Regions from separate parts of the Homo sapiens genome. Here region 2 is linked to region 1. The links are chromatin loops, found by intact Hi-C in ENCODE. Cell type or tissue: endothelial cell of umbilical vein. All regions are shown on one strand.

Region 1 (5,000 bases):
TCATCCCTGGGATGCAAGGCTGGTTCAACATATGCAAATCAATAAATGTAATCCAGCATATAAACAGAACCAAAGACAAAAACCACATGATTATCTCAATAGATGCAGGAAAGGCCTTTGACAAAATTCAACAACCCTTCATGCTAAAAACTCTCAATAAATTAGGTATTGATGGGACGTATCTCAAAATAATAAGAGCTATCTATGACAAACCCACAGCCAATATCATACTGAATGGGCAAAAACTGGAAGCATTCCCTTGGAAAACTGACACAAGACAGGGATGCCCTCTCTCACCACTCCTATTCAACATAGTGTTGGAAGTTCTGGCCAGGGCAATTAGGCAGGAGAAGGAAATAAAGGGTATTCAATTAGGAAAAGAGGAAGTCAAATTGTCCCTGTTGGCAGATGACATGATTGTACATCTAGAAAACCCCATTGTCTCAGCCCAAATCTCCTTAAGCTGATAAGCAACTTCAGCAAAGTCTCAGGATACAAAATCAATGTACAAAAATCACAAGTATTCTTATACACCAATAACAGACAAACAGAGAGCCAAATCAGGAGTGAACTCCCATTCACAATTGCTTCAAAGAGAATAAAATACCTAGGAATCCAACTTACAAGGGACATGAAGGATCTCTTCAAGGAGAACTACAAACCACTGCTCAATGAAATAAAAGAGGATACAAAGAAATGGAAGAACATTCCATGCTCATGGGTAGGAAGAGTCAATATCATGAAAATGGCCATACTGCCCAAGGGAATTTATAGATTCAATGCCATCCCCATCAAGATACCAATGACTTTCTTCACAGAACTGGAAAAAACTACTTTAAAGTTCATATGGAACCAAAAAGCAGCCCGCATCACCAAGTCAATCCTAAGCCAAAAGAACAAAGCTGGAGGCATCACACTACCTGACTTCAAACTATACTACAAGGCTACAGTAAGCAAAACAGCATGATACTGGTAACAAAACAGAGATATAGATCAATGGAACAGAACAGAGCACCCAGAAATAACACCACATATCTACAACTATCTGATCTTTGACAAACCTGAGAAAAACAAACAATGGGGAAAGGATTCCCTATTTAATAAATGGTGCTGGGAAAACTGGCTAGCCATATGTAGAAAGCTGAAACTGGATCCCTTCCTTACACCTTATACAAAAATTAATTCAAGAAGGATTAAAGACTTACATGTTAGACCTAAAACCACAAAAACCCTAGAAGAAAACCTAGGCATTACCATTCAGAACATAGGCATGGGTAAGGACTTCATGTCTAAAACACCAAAAGCAATGGCAACAAAAGCCAAAATTGACAAATGGGATCTAATTAAATTAAAGAGCCTCTGCACAGCAAAAGAAACTACCATCAGAGTGAACAGGCAACCTACAAAATGGGAGAAAATTTTCGCAACCTACTCATCTGACAAAGGGCTAATATCCAGAATCTACGATGAACTCAAACAAATTTATAAGGGAAAAAGCAAACAACCCCATCAAAAAATGGGCAAAGGACATGAACAGACACTTCTCAAAAGAAGACATTTATGCAGCCAAAAAACACATGAAAAAATGCTCACCATCACCGGCCATCAGAGAAATGCAAATTAAAACCACAATGAGATATCATCTCACACCAGTTAGAATGGCGATCATTCAAAAGTCAGGAAACAACAGGTGCTGGAGAGGATGTGGAGAAATAGGAACACTTTTACACTGTTGGTGGGACTGTAAACTAGTTCAACCATTGTGGAAGTCAGTGTGGCGATTTCTCAGAGATCTAGAACTAGAAATACCATTTGACCCAGCCATCCCATTACTGGGTATATACCCAAAAGACTATAAATCATGCTGCTATAAGGACTCATGCACACGTATGTTTATTGCGGCACTATTCACAATAGGAAAGACTTGGAACCAACCCAAATGTCCAACAATGATAGGCTAGATTAAGAAAATGTGGCACATATACACCATGGAATACTATGCAGCCATAAAAAATGATGAGTTCATGTCCTTTGTAGGGACATGGATGAAATTGGAAATCATCATTCTCAGTAAACTATCGCAGGAACAAAAAACCAAACACCACATGTTCTCACTCATAGGTGGGAATTGAACAATGAGAACACATGGACACAGGAAGGGGAACATCACACACCGGGGACTGTTGTGGGGTAGGGTGAAGGGGGTGGGATAGCATTAGGAGATATACCTAATGCTAAATGACGAGTTAATGGGTGCAGCACACCAGCATGGCACATGTATACATATGTAACTAACCTGCACATTGTGCACATGTACCCTAAAACTTAAAGTGTAATAATAATAAAATAAAAAATTTTTTAAAATATATCAGACAAAAAAAAAAAAAGATCACTTGAGCCCAGGAGTTCAAGACTGTGGTGCCCTATAGTCATAATTCCAATTCGAAAATGGTGGCATAGAAACAAGCTGGCTTCGCTCCCTTTTACAGAAAACCAAAAACAAATATATAGCACCAAGATGATCACCAGCAATATCCTAGAACACAAATATGAGGATGAATCAGTTCCTGGAGCCAAAGAGAAGTAAAAAAAACTCCAGCAGACGGTAAGAGAGCCATATATTCATGACAATGACACCCCTCCCTGGAATCTGCCCTGCCCCAAGTATGTGGAAAATGTTGATTGACTCTCAGTTTCCACACTGGAGAAAGTGAGACTGAGGTTGACAGTCAGCTTCTCTACTTTCTTATGTTCCCTGACAGGAGACCTGTCCCTACCTCAAACTGTGGGAAGCATGGTGAGTGCCTAAAAGGAGAAACATCTCTGAGGACAGCCAAAGACAAAGTAGAGAGGCAGGACTAACATCCTGAATGCTAGAAACTGCTCTGTAATTCAGCCAAATGACATGCCAAATCGGAGTGGCTGCTTAGCAGTACCATGCTGTAGGAGGTACATTCCACGGGGCCCCTGAGCACAAATTACAGCCAGCCGTTCCACACTGCCAGGATATCCCCTTTGGGACCTCCCCTATTTCTGATGATCAGTCTCTGATAATTTGCTAGAGCAAAGGCAAACATGGGCTTAAAGTGCCATCTAGTGCTGAAAAGGAGGCACTGACCTAGCGGAAAAAAGTATAAGAAATTCAACAGGTAAATTATGAAGAATCTCTAAGTAAACATAGCCAATAAAAACCAAAACAAGCCAGGCAGAGAAAACTGGAATGAATAACTGTTAAATGCAAAGACATAGATGTACATTCACACACACACACACAAAAAAAAAACAGCGAAAAGGAAACCATGACCTCTCCAAACAGACAAAGCAAGGAACCAGTGACTGACCCTAACAAGACTGTTACATGAGCTCTCTGTCCAATAATTCAAAATAGGAGTTTGAAAGAAACTTAGTGCTCTCCAAGATAACACATAAAAGCAATTTATAAATTTATCAGATAAATTTTACAAGGAGATTGAAATAATAACAAAAGATCAAACAAAAATCTTGGAACTGAGAAACACATTTGCTGAATTCAAAAATTCATTGAAGGCTCTTTACAGCAGAATGTACCAAGCAGAGGAAAGAATCAGTGCTCCCAAAGACAGGCTGTTTAGAAGTACACAGTCACAGGAGAAATAACAAAAAAATAAAGTCAAAAGGAATAAAGACTACCTATAAGATATAGAAAATTACCTCAAAAGACAAAATCTAAGAATTACTAGTATTCAAAAGGCAGCTGAGCAAAAGAACAAGGTAGAACACTTACTCAAAAAATAATAACAGAAAAGTTTCCAAAACTTGAGAAAGAAATAAAAGTTCACGTATAGGAAGGACAGAGAACATCAAATAGGACTACGCCAAGACATATAATAATTAAACTCTCGAAGGCCAAAGACAATGAGAGGATCCTAAAAAGCAGCAGGAGAAAAAAAGCAAACAACATGTAAAGAAATGCCAATCATCTGATGACAGACTTCTCAGTGGAAACCACACAGGCCAGGAGGGAGCAGAATATTTTCAAAGTGTTGAAAAGAAAACAAAAAACAAAAAACAAAAAACAAAACCTGCCATTCAAAAACACTTTATCCAGCAAAGCTATCATTCAAATAAGGAGTCACAAAGTCTTTCCTAGGCAAACAAAAGCTAAGAGAATTCATCACCACCAGACTTACCTCACAAAAAATGGTAAAGGGAACTCTTCAATCTGAACAAAAAAAAAATACTAATGCGAAAAAAGAAAATATTTAAAGGTACAAAATCCACTGGTAAAATTAAGTACAAAATCATCCCCAGAATACTCCAATTCTGTAATTTTAGTGTGCAATCCACCCATAACTCTAGCATGAAGCCTAAAAGATAAATACATATAAAATAATATTAGCTCCAGAAACTTAAGAGATAGGCAATAAAAAATGTAAATTGAGACAACCAAAATCAAAATGTGGGATGATAGAGTCAAAATATAAAGATTGTTTTTAGTTTTTTATTTGTTTGCTTGTTTTTACTCTTTTTTGTGTTATCTAATACAAGTTGTCATCTCTTTAAAATAATTTGTTATATCTATAAGATATTTCACATAAGCTTCATGGTAACCACAATGCAAAAACCTATAATAGATACATTAAAAGTAAAAATCAACAAATTAAAACATACTACAAGTAAAAAAATCAATTAACAACAAAAGATGACAGGAAGAAAGAGAGAGAGGAGCTACAACACAACCAGAAAACAAGCAATGAAATGGCAGTAGTAAGGCCTTACTTATCAATAATAATGCTGAATGTAAATGGACTCAATTTTCCAATTAAAAATATAGAGTGACTAAATGAATAAAAAAGCAAGATCCAACTAAATTCTGCCTATAGGAAACCTCACCTATAAAATCACACCTAGATTGAAAGTGTAGGAAAAAAAAGATATTTCATGTGAATGGAAACCAAAAAGAGCAGCAGTTGCTATACTTACATGAGATAAAATAGATGACCAGAAAAGACTGTAAAAAG
Region 2 (5,000 bases), 1.1 Mb before region 1:
GAACGTTTATTAAAAAGCTTTAGAACAATAAGGAAAGGAAAGAAAAGAAAAGAAGGAAAGTACAACTGGGAAGAGGACCAAGGGGTTGACTTGAGAAACCAAGTGCACAGCTTGACCTCTTGACATGGGGTTTTATAGGTTGACATACTTCCGGGGTCTTGCCTTACTTCTCTCCACTCCTGAGGTCTTACTGGGAAGCTGCTGATCAGTTTCAGGTGTTTTCTATCTTTTAGGAGACGGCTTTTCCCTGGTGCCAGCTGTGACCAATTATTACTTTAGAGAAACAGTTAACAACTGCCTGACCATCACCTGATGTTTGCCCAACACTCCTGGTGTGTGTGTGTGTGTGGGAGCCCTCTTCTGCCCTGCTCATACCTGACTAGCTACCTACTGTTAACAGTAACTGCCTCATGGAGCAAGAATGAAAACAAGCCAGTTTTGTGTGGTAAGCCTGGCCAGTTTGGATTTCACGTCTAAATGAGTACAAATAGTTTATATCCTAAAATTCTGCATGCCCTGGTCAAATAACCTTTGCATTCAAAACAATTGATTGAAACTTTTATGGTACAGTATGGTTGATTCTGAAGATGCAGAAAAGACTGTGCTTTTCAGATCCTGTCCTAAAGAGTAGTTGAATCCTTTGCTTGTGGAAAATCAACAGAGGCAGAACAGAAACTTCTGTTGGCAATTTTCCTTAATAGTTCAATAAAATGTTTCACCCTGCTATCTTGTGATATATTTGTAGTTCTGTAAATATACTATGGCACTTGGGGTGAGACAGGAAGGAAGAGGGACATGTCTAATTATAAAAATCAGTGTGAGCTGGCTGGCAGATATGCGCGGAGGAAGAAAAATACCATGTTACGTGATGACATCTTTCTTATCATACAGTGTGCTTTGCCGCCATTGTAAAGTGCTCTTCTACTGTGTATTTTATTTTTTTCTTAGTGACAACCTTCAAATGAAGTGTGCTTTTGTAAGAGTCTTTTCTACAATGTAGAATCCACACCAAGAACATGCGTAGAATGCCCTACCAGGATTTTATCTCTTTGTGCCTGGCTCGAGTTTGTACTTGGTATGATCTCTTATTTTAGGAACTAGCCTGAGGCATCCAGACCCTTGCTGCTGCCATCCCTAGAGAGACAAAAATGAAGGAAATAGAGTTGTACAAGAGAGGAATTTAAAGAGATCTCCCCCAACAGTTTTCAAGCTGCTTTTTCTTCTCCCTTCCTGTCTTCCTTCTCTTTTCCTCCCTGTCTCCTTCCTTCCTTTCATTCCTTCCTTCCTTCTTTTTTAAAGCCCTAAGAACCATTTCTTCTGTTTAAAGTTTGTATGGAGCCCCAAAGGAAGATAAAATAAAGACTGCTCTGGTAGAAGCATAGATAAGTACCCAGAACTCTTCCTAGTTGTGGTTCTGGGGAGAATAATTTGAAAACACCCAATTAATTATATTAAAAACAGAGACCTAGACATTTGAATGATTTGTTATAGTTTCTGATTTTGACTTCAGAGACAATGTGAGTATGCTGAATTCTCCTGGTAATGGGGAAATTTTTGACATGATTTGCCAAATCTAGCTGTTGAAGTTTTAGATTTCCTCTGTTTCTTACTTGTTTTAATAGTAAGTTTGACTATAGTAGCAAAATCATGTGGGTCAATTTTGTTTCCCACTTTTCTTTATAATTTTAGATAAGATCATATATGTTTTACACATAGTTCTGTTGTAATAATTGTGGGAAAAGTCTGGTAGATGTAAAGCTGCACATTTTAGGAAAGACTAGTCTGGGTGCAGTGGCTCACATCTGTAATCCTAGCACTTTGGGAGGTTGAGGTGGGAGGATCACTTGAGGCCAGGAGTTTGAGACTAGCCTGGGCAACATAGAGAGACCCCTGTCTATACAAAAAAAATTATAAGAAGAAAGACTAAAAACTTCCTATTCTCTAAGACAAATGTTTATTCTGTAATTGCAATGCAAAAATATTATTTGAAAGCTTATAAATGAATTGCTCCCCCCAAATTACAGTTTAGCAAATCTGTAATCTCTTGAAAAAAAATCTGAAACGTCTTTAAAATTTTTTTAGCATTTCTTACACTGCAACATTTTTCTATTTTTCTTCTATGTCCTAAAGAAGACATCTACCTGAAATTAGGACATTATGTGTGTAACATTACGTGATTGTGAAATAGCTGCCTGCTCTAGAAGGTCCTTGTTCCTCTAGGGGGCAGTGCTTTACTTTTACATCACCAACCCGGAGTGAAAATATAAGAGCAGCTTTGTTTCTTAAAAGACTAGAAGTAGTTCATTCTGCTCATTCTCTCTCTTCGTTTTAAAAATGTATTGTACAGCTGAGACATTTAACAAGACATGCTTTTAACCAGAAAATATCCAAGATAATTAGAACTTCCATAAACATATTTGATTTGGAGTTTTTAGGGAAGATTTCTTTGGCTTTACCTCTTTATTTTCTAAGAAAGCATAGAATGAGCTTGACTTATGCTCCAAATTTAGTTATTATATAATTGTATTGTCCTTTCTGAAAGATAAACTTTCTTCCCCCTTAAAAACAATTTTGATTTAAGGTTCCAGATGTGTCACTTGACTTGCTAAAAAACAAAGCAAAGCAAAACAAAAACCAGAAAGCCAACCAAAACCCAAAAAGCCAATCAAAACAAGAACCATAACATCCAGTTTGTTCTCTTTGGTTCTACTTTTCTATTTTTCATGCAATTTAAAATTTTAGACTATTTCCCTTGTGCCACAGACTTCTTTTTTTTTTTGTGGTAGTTCCAGAAAACAAATGGATTTATTAAGAAAACAAAATCCGCCTCCATTTCTTTCAGCCCATTCTCATCCCATACTTCTTAAAAGCTATATGTGTATATATATATATGTACATGTGTATATATGTATATATATATGTACAGGTGTATATATGTATATATATACATACGTACATATGTGTGTATATATATATATAGTGTATATATTAATATATATACACTAATGTGGGCAGCAGAATTCAAAGATAGTCCCCAAGATTTCTGGACCCAGGTGTACATATACATCTTCACCCAGTTATTCTGCCAAACACTAATGTAGGTACTGCTATGAAGAGATTTTGCAGATAAATTAAGATCCCAAATGCAGATGAATTAAGATCCTTAAATTAGGGAGATTATCTGGGTAATCTCACCTAATTATGTGAGCCCTTTAAATCTGTTTCTAGAGATCGGAGACAGAAGTCAGATAGAGTTGAGATGTGAGAAGGATTCAACTTGAGAGAGGTTCTCTATTGGTGGTTTTGAGACAGAAGGGAGCCATGGGGCAAGGACCTGCGACTGGCCTCTGGTGGCTGAGAGTGGTCCCCAGTTGACAACCAGCGAGAAAACCAGGAAAACCACCATAAGAAACTGAATTATGACAAAACAAAATGAGCTTGGGGTCCACTTCCAAGCTCATTTTGTTTTGTCATAATTCAGTTTCTTATGGTAGTTGTCTTGATTTTCTTGGTGGTTGTCAACTGGGGCCCACTGTCAGCCACTAGAGACCAGTCTGAGGTCCTTGCCCCATGGCTCCCTTCCATCTGGGTGTTATTTTAAGTCTCCAAGTTTTTTGTTATGCAGCTATAGAAAATCAATACAATCAAAGTAAGCACATTTCTTTAACATTATTTTTTAAAGTTGGCTTGAAAAACGGAAGTTGATACCGAAAAAATATGTTCAGCATTTGGGGATTTGCCATACCCTTTTATAGTGGTGGTTTGCTGGCCAATACCCATGTTCCCCTTTTCCTGGCGACATTCCCTAGTGGGTTGACTTCACACCTAGTTCCAGAGGTGAGACTCAGTTAGCTCAAGTCATTTGGAGTGTATCATTTAGGGCATGTGACCCAAACTGGTCCAATTAGAATAAACCCCAGGAGGATTTTGGTGGGAATGTTGGGGTAAATACTTTCTTTCCTCCTTTGAGCTTAGTGATGTGATTATTGAGGTTTATAAGTATTAAAGATTCAAGGGAGAGCCTAGCATTTCTCAGGGGCTACCATGTGAAGCCTAAAAATTAAGCAACCCAGAGGAAGAAAAGTTAAGGAGGATTCTGGTTATATTTCAGTCCTGTATTAGGCTGTTTGTGAATATAAATCTGCTCCTTGATATGAGCTAATAAATCTTTCTCTTCCCTTAAAAATTTGTTTAAGTCTATTTACTTTGAGTTTCTCGATTCTTACAAATGAAAAATAAAATCCAGACTGATAGACCAGTTATCTCTCTGATTTTCATACTTTTCCTCATCTTTCAACATAGAATATGTTCCAGACTAGTAAACTGTAATCATCTGCATTTATTTCCTTTTGTCTTTGTCTAGTCTTTTAAGTCTAAAGATAAAAATTGGTTAAAAATTATAATAACATATTCTAATATTTATTGTTCTTATATTATCTGACGGAACAATCTAGAAAAATAGGTATTATGGCTTTCATAAACTTATGACACATATTTGAAGGGTATTAATTTATTATTGGCTTTGTATAAACTTTTTTCTTTTGGAAATTCTGTCAATAAAGTAGAACCCATTTTGTTTAAAAGTTTTGTTTCAATCTAGTGAAGATATAATATAGTTCTCATTAATTGACATTATAATTGCCTATAATTATATTGACAGAAACAGAGTCGTGTGTGAAAACAATTAATATTTGTTCTGTATAAAGATGAAAACAGTTGTTTTGTATTGTTAAAATTAGTATTCAGTGCCTGCTTTTAGTACCAATCTTGCTAGCAGAAGCGAATAGACTCTATGATGCAAAATGTGATATTGCGAGCATAACACTTTGTCTTTAGTTATTTAAAATACCTTTGAAATATGTGTATTTTAAATGTATAGGTGTGTATTGAAAACTTAGTTTTGTTTATTTGTTTACTTGCTTTTTAACTTTTAGACCGTTTCCTTTATTTCAGGTATTAAATTGTTTAGAATGTAGTTGTGAGAATAGACCTAACTGGTC

What was found. Peaks named below come from ENCODE experiments on the same cell type or tissue, not always from the same donor. Only the 100,000 strongest peaks of a DNase experiment are listed, where the experiment ranks them.
Region 2: a loop joins it to region 1, with 18 times the contacts of the local background. A loop is called at or near these places in 7 of 110 quality-filtered maps.

The regions. Positions count from the first base shown.
Region 1 is chr5:98,346,800-98,351,799 of GRCh38, forward strand. No RefSeq gene overlaps it. Among named protein-coding and RNA genes, the nearest start is that of LINC01846, 190 kb to the left of the region's middle. RefSeq lists a silencer at 2,846-3,140. In endothelial cell of umbilical vein, a CTCF peak has its summit at 3,100 (motif pointing left); no DNase peak of the experiment used is centred here; H3K27ac peaks cover 533 bases.
Region 2 is chr5:97,229,013-97,234,012 of GRCh38, forward strand. No RefSeq gene overlaps it. Among named protein-coding and RNA genes, the nearest start is that of RIOK2, 48 kb to the left of the region's middle. In endothelial cell of umbilical vein, a CTCF peak has its summit at 2,211 (motif pointing right); a DNase peak (open chromatin) is centred at 2,249.